Linked DNA regions of Homo sapiens: region 1 is linked to region 2. Evidence: chromatin contacts called from ENCODE Hi-C data. All regions are on one chromosome and are shown on one strand. The core of a region is the stretch at or near the end of the contact, and the rest is flanking DNA. Distances in the headings are between cores, read along the strand shown.

The links. A loop is a pair of places that touch in the nucleus more often than their neighbours do. Pooled maps may share reads with other maps.
Region 1: a map with no recorded cell type shows a loop between it and region 2 (13-fold over the local background). The contact joins two enhancer-like sites. A Hi-C loop is called at or near these places in 2 of 37 single-sample maps with no recorded cell type and 2 of 50 pooled maps.

The regions. Positions count from the first base shown.
Region 1 is chr7:28,810,915-28,815,080 of GRCh38, forward strand. All of the region lies in intron 9 of CREB5 (cAMP responsive element binding protein 5), which reads left to right. Among named protein-coding and RNA genes, the nearest start is that of TRIL, 150 kb to the right of the region's middle. Within about 2 kb of position 2,542, at least 3 of the 41 ENCODE cell types and tissues checked have a DNase peak (open chromatin) inside an H3K27ac peak, as active enhancers do.
Region 2 is chr7:26,326,131-26,330,605 of GRCh38, forward strand. The region is part of intron 1 of SNX10 (sorting nexin 10); the gene reads left to right. Among named protein-coding and RNA genes, the nearest start is that of SNX10, 37 kb to the left of the region's middle. Within about 2 kb of position 2,932, at least 6 of the 41 ENCODE cell types and tissues checked have a DNase peak (open chromatin) inside an H3K27ac peak, as active enhancers do.

The DNA of each region.
Region 1 (4,166 bases), core at 1,292-3,791, 2.5 Mb after region 2:
ATAATTTATGGATGTTCATTTTTCCCCCTAAATGTGTCATTCTTTTTGTGATAGACATGATGAGAAAGAAACTGGGAAACATATAGCAGATGTGAGGAAAATAAGATAATGATTCCCCCACTAACTTGTATGCCGCGGGAAGATTGGGACTGTCTCTTACTACTCCCTCCGCCCACTATCTATCTATCTGCTGTTTATAGTGTAGTGTCTACACTCAGTAACTTATTTGTTGAATAAATGAATGGGTTCCCCTGTTTATAGTATAGTGTCTACACTCAGTAACCATTTGTTAAATAAATGAATGAATTCCTCATAGCTGGAGTGTCTAAGAATTGGCTGCTTGACCACTTGGCAAGGATGTGATTGCAGGGAGTCAAGCCACCAGAGAAATGGCTGGACTCAACCACCTTTAAAGCCACTTGTAGAATCTGACAGGCACAGTAGTATCTGAAAAACTTTTAGGTAGAATGTGGTTAAGCATTTTTCTTTTTTGAGACTTGTCTCAAAAAAGACAGACCTCACTCCATTGCCCAGGCTGGAGGGCAGCTTACTGCAACCTTGACCTCCTGGACTCAAGTGTTCCTCCCACCTCAGCCTCCCAAGGTGCACACCGCCATGCCTGGCTAATTTTTTTTCTCTAGAGACAAGGTCTTATTATCTTGCCCAGGCTGGTCTCAAACTCCCAGGCTCAAGCAACCCTCCCACCTCGGCCTACAAAAGTGTTGGGATTATAGGTGTGAGCCACTATGCCCAGCCAAGCATTTTTAACATTAATAATCATATTTTAATTTTGATGTGTATTGAAAAATATAATTAGAAGATCAAATCTGCAGTTTCAAAGATATTAGTAAGAAGGCTAAATCATTCAAAATTGAGTTAATTTGCACAAACATGTTAAGTAAATAAAAGTTCTTGTATATGTGAACCTAGTAAATATTACCGCAGTGGTTCTGCAATAACTGAAGTGGGGGGAATCCCAGGAATTTGCCACCATCTCTGAGGTCTGCAGAAGGATGATGCAAACATGTAGGTTTTCTCAATCTTGGCCCTATTGACTTCCGGGCTTGATCATTCTTTGTTGTGCCCTGTGCATTGCAGGCTATTTAGCAGCATCCTTGGCCTTTACCCACTATATGTCAGGAGCACATCTTCCAACTATGACAACCAAAGAGTCTCCAGACATTGCCAAATGTCCCCTGGTGGTGGTTGGGAAGGGAGGTTGGGTGGCAAAGTCAGCCTTAGTTGTAAACCACTGCTTAGATGAAGGAGCCAAAAATAGCCAGCTGGCACATATCAGCTGCCAAGGCTTTAAATCAGTTTTAACTAAAATGAGTCTTTGCAGAATTCCTTCAGGGTATTGACTGTGATCCTAATGCATGCAAACATGGAAGGATCATAGCAGAGAGCCAGGAAAGTAAAGATGTCCACAGACTTTGAGGCCAGAGGTGTTCGTGACTTGGCATATGCGTATTTATGATTGCTTTTACAGAACATACAAGGTAAATTTACCCTTCGCTAGACCCTAATGCACTGATTTTTTTTCACATTTCTTTAGAGCCAAATGGCTAAGGAAAAAAAGAAACTAGAACTCTAGCTCCCAAAACCAGAAAAAAAGATCCTACTGAGTTCATGTAACAGGCACCAATATCTTTTGGTAGTTAAAACAGTACCCAAAAAAGGGACAGTCTCTGAACAGACTAAATTGTTGATATTTTCCAACCACTGCTTTGCCTTGGAGGGACAGAAGCCACAACCACCCAGTGTTCTCTGTGAAGCTGAGTGTCCTGCATCAGGCCCCGGGATGCTGGAGAGGATGCTGCAGATTCCGCTACCTTTGAATGACCCTTTCCCTCTCACTGGACCTTTGTCAAAAGAAAAAGGTGTCTCTCTTGAGGCTGGACCAGTGAGCCAAATTTTAAGTAAACAGAAATGGAAGGTGCTAAGCAAACAAACTCCAGCCAAATGGAATATCCAAGGTCTGGATGGCCAGCTGCCACTTTTGAGTTGTTTTCCAGCGTAGAACCCTCTAGTTAGGCTGCAGCATTTCAGATTGGAAAAACCAGACCTAAGAAAACAAAATCAAACTCCCAGACTTCATTTCCTAGTCTCACAACACATCTCTGCCCAAGAGGTCAAAAAAGGTATAGGAATTGGGGAAAATATTAGAAACCACCTAATCTGACATTTTGTGGAGAAAGAAACTGAGGTTAGGGAAATGGGGGGTCTTCCCTAATGTCACACAACAAGTAGGTGGCAGAATGAGGACTCAGGGAAGTCTCCTGTTGACCTAACCCACTTCTTTGTGATCTTCTATTTTAGAAACTCCGTAAGCCAAAGAAATCCATGTTCTTTTTTCTGATACCAAGGGACTAAGATCAGCTCTAAATTCATCGACTGCTGATGTGGTACTCAGTAGAACGTCTGTGTTCAGTAGAGGATATGGAAATCATCTGGTCACCCATGGAAATAATTGCTTTTCTTTTTTAGTGCAAAGACACATGGTCTAAGTTGCTGCTGAAATTTTGGACACATGAGCCCAGGTCTGGGACTTGGCAAGCGAATAGGCCAGATGGGAACTGTTGCTTGACAAATTGAAAGTTCTTTGTTTCAGAGTGAACCAAACCTGGTCTCAGCTAATCTACCAAAACAAAAAAGCTGGGGGAGGGTATATTGTAGAGCCCATTTTGATAATTATTTTTTTGGCACAAACTACTGCTTACACCAAAAAGCATTGTGGATTTATCATATAAATAATGACATCCCCAAAGCTGAACACTGCAAATGTAGCTATTAGGGACTTGTTGGAGTGCTTGCTGAAAGTATGTTTTTGTAGTATTGAATATCTCTGTGGCGTGCTGCTTCATCCCAAGGCAAACTATGGGTTTAAAAATAGATCAGTCCAACTGGATCTTACAGTCGCTAAACAGCTAACTGCTTTAGAGGAGCAAACTCAAATTCGTTTAGAAAAATGAAAAAATGAAGAGTTGATTTCCACCAGACAATCAATACATATTATTAATACCTTGTATTTACAAAATACTTTTATATTAAGACCTAAAACTCTGATTATAACCTTCATAGGGGAATACAAAATGGTGATTTTCCTCAATTTATAAAGCAAGGTAATTCAGAGTAAGAAAATGCCTCCAGAAGGCCTGGTTTTTATTTCCCTACTAGACTTCCAGGCCACATTTGATTTCTTGTATGCATTTTGAAACATTTGCTATCTGGTTGTTCTCTTCCAAAATGAATTCAAGGTGATTCCACTTACGTTCCCTTGAAAAGCGTTTTTACTTAAAATATAGTCTAGTATTTGTGCATTTCCTACACTAATCAGTCTTTCACTATGGAATCCTTAAGATGATTATGCATGTGCACAGCACACAATTCATTCTTCTTTCTCTAGGATAGTGATTCTTGACCTTTCTTAAGCCAAAGGCCCCTTATGAAATATAATGAAGGCTCCGTAGATGCTCTCTCAGTAATATGGACACATAAATGGACATAGAAAATTTTGCTCTAAAATGAAACTATAAATGTTGCTTTGGAATCTGCCCTACTAAGATTTAGAAGCATAAGAGGTGCTAGAACTGGCTCCCTTATGAAAGATAAGACCTGAATTATAAGCATATTTGAGCATATTGAAAGTAGCTAAGTAATGAATAAAAGTCAAGATGGACTCTTTCATTGGATAATTGGGTAATTTGCTTTCTCAATAGAAGGTGACACAGAATTGCTTGTAGAATAAAAAAAAATTCTTTCTGGAAGGAACTTTCTGGAAGTAGTTCAACCATCGTGTTTTATACTTGGTTGGCATGGCAGCTTGGGAACTCAAACCCTATTATTCTCAACTCTCAAGTGAGAGTTCCTTTTCCTACTGGATGCTGCCCCATGAATTTCTATGGCTTATGTGGTTATTAGGCCTTTATTTAGTCCTTGCAGCATCATAGTTATATGTATATGGATAAACAAGAAGCTGATTGCCCTTCTCTACTGAGGACATTAATTGGTGTTCATTTTCCCACAATAACATGGCTAAATAAGTATTAACATGTTACATTAAGAAATATGTCCTGCCAGGCACAGTGGCTCATGCCTGTAATCCCAGCACTTGGGGAGGCTGAGGCTGGAGAATCACTTGAGGCCAGGAGTTCAAGAGCAGCCTG
Region 2 (4,475 bases), core at 1,682-4,181:
ACTGTGGGGGAGGTTATGCCATTTCGTTAACGAGAAAACGTCGAACAAATTAGTTCTTCCCTTGCTTTTTTAGTTTTTCTACCTACAAAAAGGAGAGAACTAAATACCTTGGCTAAGAAAACAGTGAACACTTCCTTGTAACTGTTCACTACCTTGTGAAAGATAAAGGCACTTTAAATCTCAAATAAGACAATCATGTGGTCCTGGACTAGGTGCACGAAGCCTCATGTCTGAGTCTATCATTTCTCTAGAGCCTCATTTTCCTCTACCCTCCCCATCCGAGTCCAGTGAATCACTTCCTGATCCCACACATGGCTTGCATCTTCTTGCCTCCCTACATGGATCATACTGTACTCTGCACCTGGAACCCATGCCTCCCATATTACCTCCTTCATTAATGCAATGAAAGGTTTTAGTGATGGCCAACTGGGACACCAGAGCAAGGCTGCCTGGGTTCAAGTCCCAATTCTGTCGCTTAAAGCTATATGACCTTTGACACATTACCTGTTAACTTTTCCATTTCTCTGTTTGCTTCACTGTGAAATGGGAATAATATTAGTACCTATCATTTTTGTTTTTGTTTTTTAAATATAATTTTATTTTTCCATATTTTTTGAAAGAGATGGGGTCTTGCTATGTTACCCAGGCTGGTCTTGAACTCTTCAGTTTAAGTGATCCTCCTGCCTCAGCCTCCCAAAGTTCTGGGATTACAGGTGTGAGCCACTGCACCCAGATGAACTGACCATTTTTGTGAGGATATATGTAAAGTGCTTAGAACAGCGATTATCCTTTAGAAGCACTGTCTCTGTGTTAATTATCTTTTTTTTTTTTTTTTTTTGAGACGGAGTCTCGCTCTGTCACCCAGGCTGGAGTGCAAAGGTGTGATCGCAGCTCACTGCAACCTCTGCCTCCTGGGTTCAAGCGGTTCTTGTGCCTCAGCCTCCAGAGTAGCTGGGATTACAGGTGTGCGCCACCATCCCTGGCTAATTTTTGTATTTTTAGTAGAGATGGGGTTTTGCCATGTTGGCTAGGCTTGTCTCAAACTCCTTACCTCAGATCATCCACCTGCCTTAGCTTCCCAAAGTGCTGGGATTACAGGCGTGAACCACTGCGCCCGGGTCTTGTTAATTATCTTTTGAAGTGCAGCCCTTCCAGTAAGCATATGTCCACTAGCCACCACACGATTTGTGGCCTACTGACCTAGGTTTGAGTCTGAACCCTGCTACTTTGTGTTGGATGACAGGGGACAGTTATTCAACTTCTTTGAACGTTAGTGTCTTCATCTGGAGTGCAATATATCACCTGGTTGCTGGGCATGTCATTTGTGATACTGTGTGAACTGCACTGTCTATGAAGTGCCTGGTTTAGCACTTGACAGCTGGTAGATGCTCAGCAAATGTTAGTTTCTTTGGTTTGCATTTGCCTCCCTTTGTAACACTGTGTTTGTTGCCTGATGCTTGTACCTGCTTGGTTGCATCTCCTCCATTAGGCTGAATATGTTTTAATTTTCTTTGTCTCTGCACATAAAAATTTTTTTGGTTTATTCATTGATTTCATCACTCATTTGTTCATTGTATTCATTCATGCATTCTTTTCTTTTTTTTTTTTTTTTTTTTTGAGATGGTGTCTCGCTCTATCCCCCAGGCTGGTGTACAGTGGTATGATCTCGGCTCACTGCAAGCTCCGCCTCCCGGGTTCACGCCATTCTCCTGCCTCAGCCTCCTGAGTAGCTGGGACTACAGGTGCCTGCCACCACACCCAGCTATTTTTTTTTTGTATTTTTAGTAGAGGCAGGGTTTCACCGTGTTAGCCAGGATGGTTCAGATCTCCTGACTTCATGGTCCACCCACCTCAGCCTCCCAAAGTGCTGGGATTACAGGCGTGAGGTGCCCGGCCACATTCTTTTTCTTGTTTATTCAAAAATCATTTACTGAACCACTTGCTAAGTATGTTGGGCCCTACCAATGGAATGTACCCTTCTTCCAGCTAGAGTCAAGAGTAGAACTGATGAGAGCTCGAACTAGGCCAGTGACACTGGAGGCTGAGAGACAGGAATGGACTTAGGAGGTGTTTAGAGAGAGGACTGTAAGGGCTGGCTGACCAGTTGGGTTTGGAAAGGAATCAATGACAGTTTCCAGGATTCTTGCTTGAGCCACCGTGTGGATGCTGACATCATTAATTAAAATGGGCAACATAGAAGATAGTAGAATTGTCTAGGGTGTGGATGGGCAGGGAGAAGGTATCATGTGTCTACCAGCCTGGTTTGGACACAGTAAGTTTGAGGTGTGTGCAGAATGTCCGCATGAAGAGACCGCTAGGAGGTGGCCAGTTCACCCTCAAAGGCAGTTCTGATTCTGGACACCTTTGTACATGATATGGGAGTGGAAGTAGCCAAACCAGAGAATGAGTGTAGAGTGGAAGGGAAGAGGGCTGCCAGTGGCCCACTGGGGAAGTGCCCTGATTAAAGTGGAAGGCAACAGGGAATCTGTGGCTTCTGCTAGGAAGCCACATGTGATGCCTCACCACTGAAACTGCCCATGTGCCCCACCAAGAATATGCCACTGTCTGTGCACTTCAAGGCCAGCCCTTGGGTAGGCAGTACAGAAGTGGGGAGAATGCCTTCTTTCCCATCATGGGCCTCGCTGCAGGCCCCAGGCTGCATGGAATGTTTGTCTCCTTCTCCTGCAACATGTCTCACAGAGAATTCTTCTTGAATGCATGCTATGGTTCCTCTCTCCTTATAGCTGCCCATCCTCATTTTTCTCCCCTCCACTGGATAAGCATAAGTGAGGAAACACGCCAATACCTCCTTCCCCTTGTACACACCTCCACTGCTGCTTCTCAGTCTGGACCACCATCACCTCTGGCCTGCACCATTAGTCATCTCCAAACAGGTCTCCCTGCTTCTGCTTTGGCCCCCTACAGTCTGTTCCACACCCAGCAGCCAGAGGGATCCTGTTAAAACATAAGTCAGGTTAGGTCATGCACCTGCTGAAAGTGCCCCAGTGGCTTCCACATTCCTCACTGTGGTCCACAGGCCCGGTGTGACCCGGCCCACATCTCTCTTTCTGAGATCCTCTCCCTCATCCCCCATACTCCAGCACACTGGTTTCCTTCTGTTCTCCAGATATACCAGGCTCTTTCGGCCTTGGCTTTGGCACACACTGCCCACTCTTCCCGCAGTGTTCCTTCCCCAGACTGTTTTGTCCCTGGTTTCCTTTCTTCTGTCGGGTTTCAGCTCAAATGTCACCTCCTCTGAGAAGCCTTCCCTGACCACCCACATATGAAGTAGTCCTCACCGAGTCCTGGTAGTCACTCTCAAAAACATCACCCAGTTTTGTTTTTCTCATTAAGCTTGTTCATTATCTTGTTCATTTATTTGCTTAGATGTTTACTTTGTGTTCTCTCACTATTATGTAAGTGATGAGTCTGCTGGGATCTTCTCTCCTGAACCCTGGATTCCCACTCAACAAGCGTTAGTTTGCTTAGTTTGCATCCTCCTCCCTTTGTAACGTGGTGTTTGTTGCTGATACCGTGTACCTGCTTGAGGAACCTGCTTGAGGAACAAGGCATCAGGCAATGATCACAGCGTTACAAAGGGAGGAGGATGCAAACTAGTAACCTGGTCATGGAGCCAGTCACAGACGTGGCGGGATTTTTCTTCAGTGGTGGGCGGCACAGGAGAGAAAATAGGGGAGACAAATGTTAGGTTGATCCAGGTTCAGGGCCCTGAGATACAAGTGGCTCGTGTGGCAGTGGGACAGGGAGCTGAGGGTGCAGAGGGAGGGCATGTGACACAGTGGAAGGACGGGAGGTCCACAGGGAGATGGGAAGGGTGGGTCAGGGCTCTAGTGGTTTCATTCAAGTGGAACAGCCGATTGGGTGAGAATGAGGAAGTGCGATCAGGAAGGGCAGGCCCTGGTGGTCAGAGGGAACTTCTAGCCTTACATTTCATGGCCAGGGCTGTGGCCACATGGGGGTTGGTAAGCAGAGGGTTAGGTAACAGGAATGAAGGAGGTAGGCTAAGGCAAGAGCCCGGAATGTTAGGGCTTTACTCATGATCAAGGCCCTCCTTGTAGGAGGTCAGAAAAAGTGGGGAAGTCAGTGTGGAGGGGTCGGCAAAGCCACAGGCATGAGGAGCAGGAAGCTGGAGAGAAGCAGGTCTTGCTAGGAAATGAGGGGGAGGAGGTTGGTCACATTCCTAGGTTCTAGGTACTTCTTGGTAGGTTATTGTCTGGAGATAACAGTGACCAGGACAATTTGGGTTCTGCTGGTCCTGGGATAGAGGGGAGCACATGAGGATTGAGCAGCCGGTACTTGGGAGAGTTACCAGGGAGGGGCGGGTGGAGAAGCCGGGGTGCAGCTAAGATGAAGCTGCTGAGATGGGTGTGAATTGGGGCATTTGCAGCCCTGGCATGAGTTCCCGAGGCATAGTGGAAGGAAGGGTTAGAAGAGGAGAGGGCAGAGGAAGGACG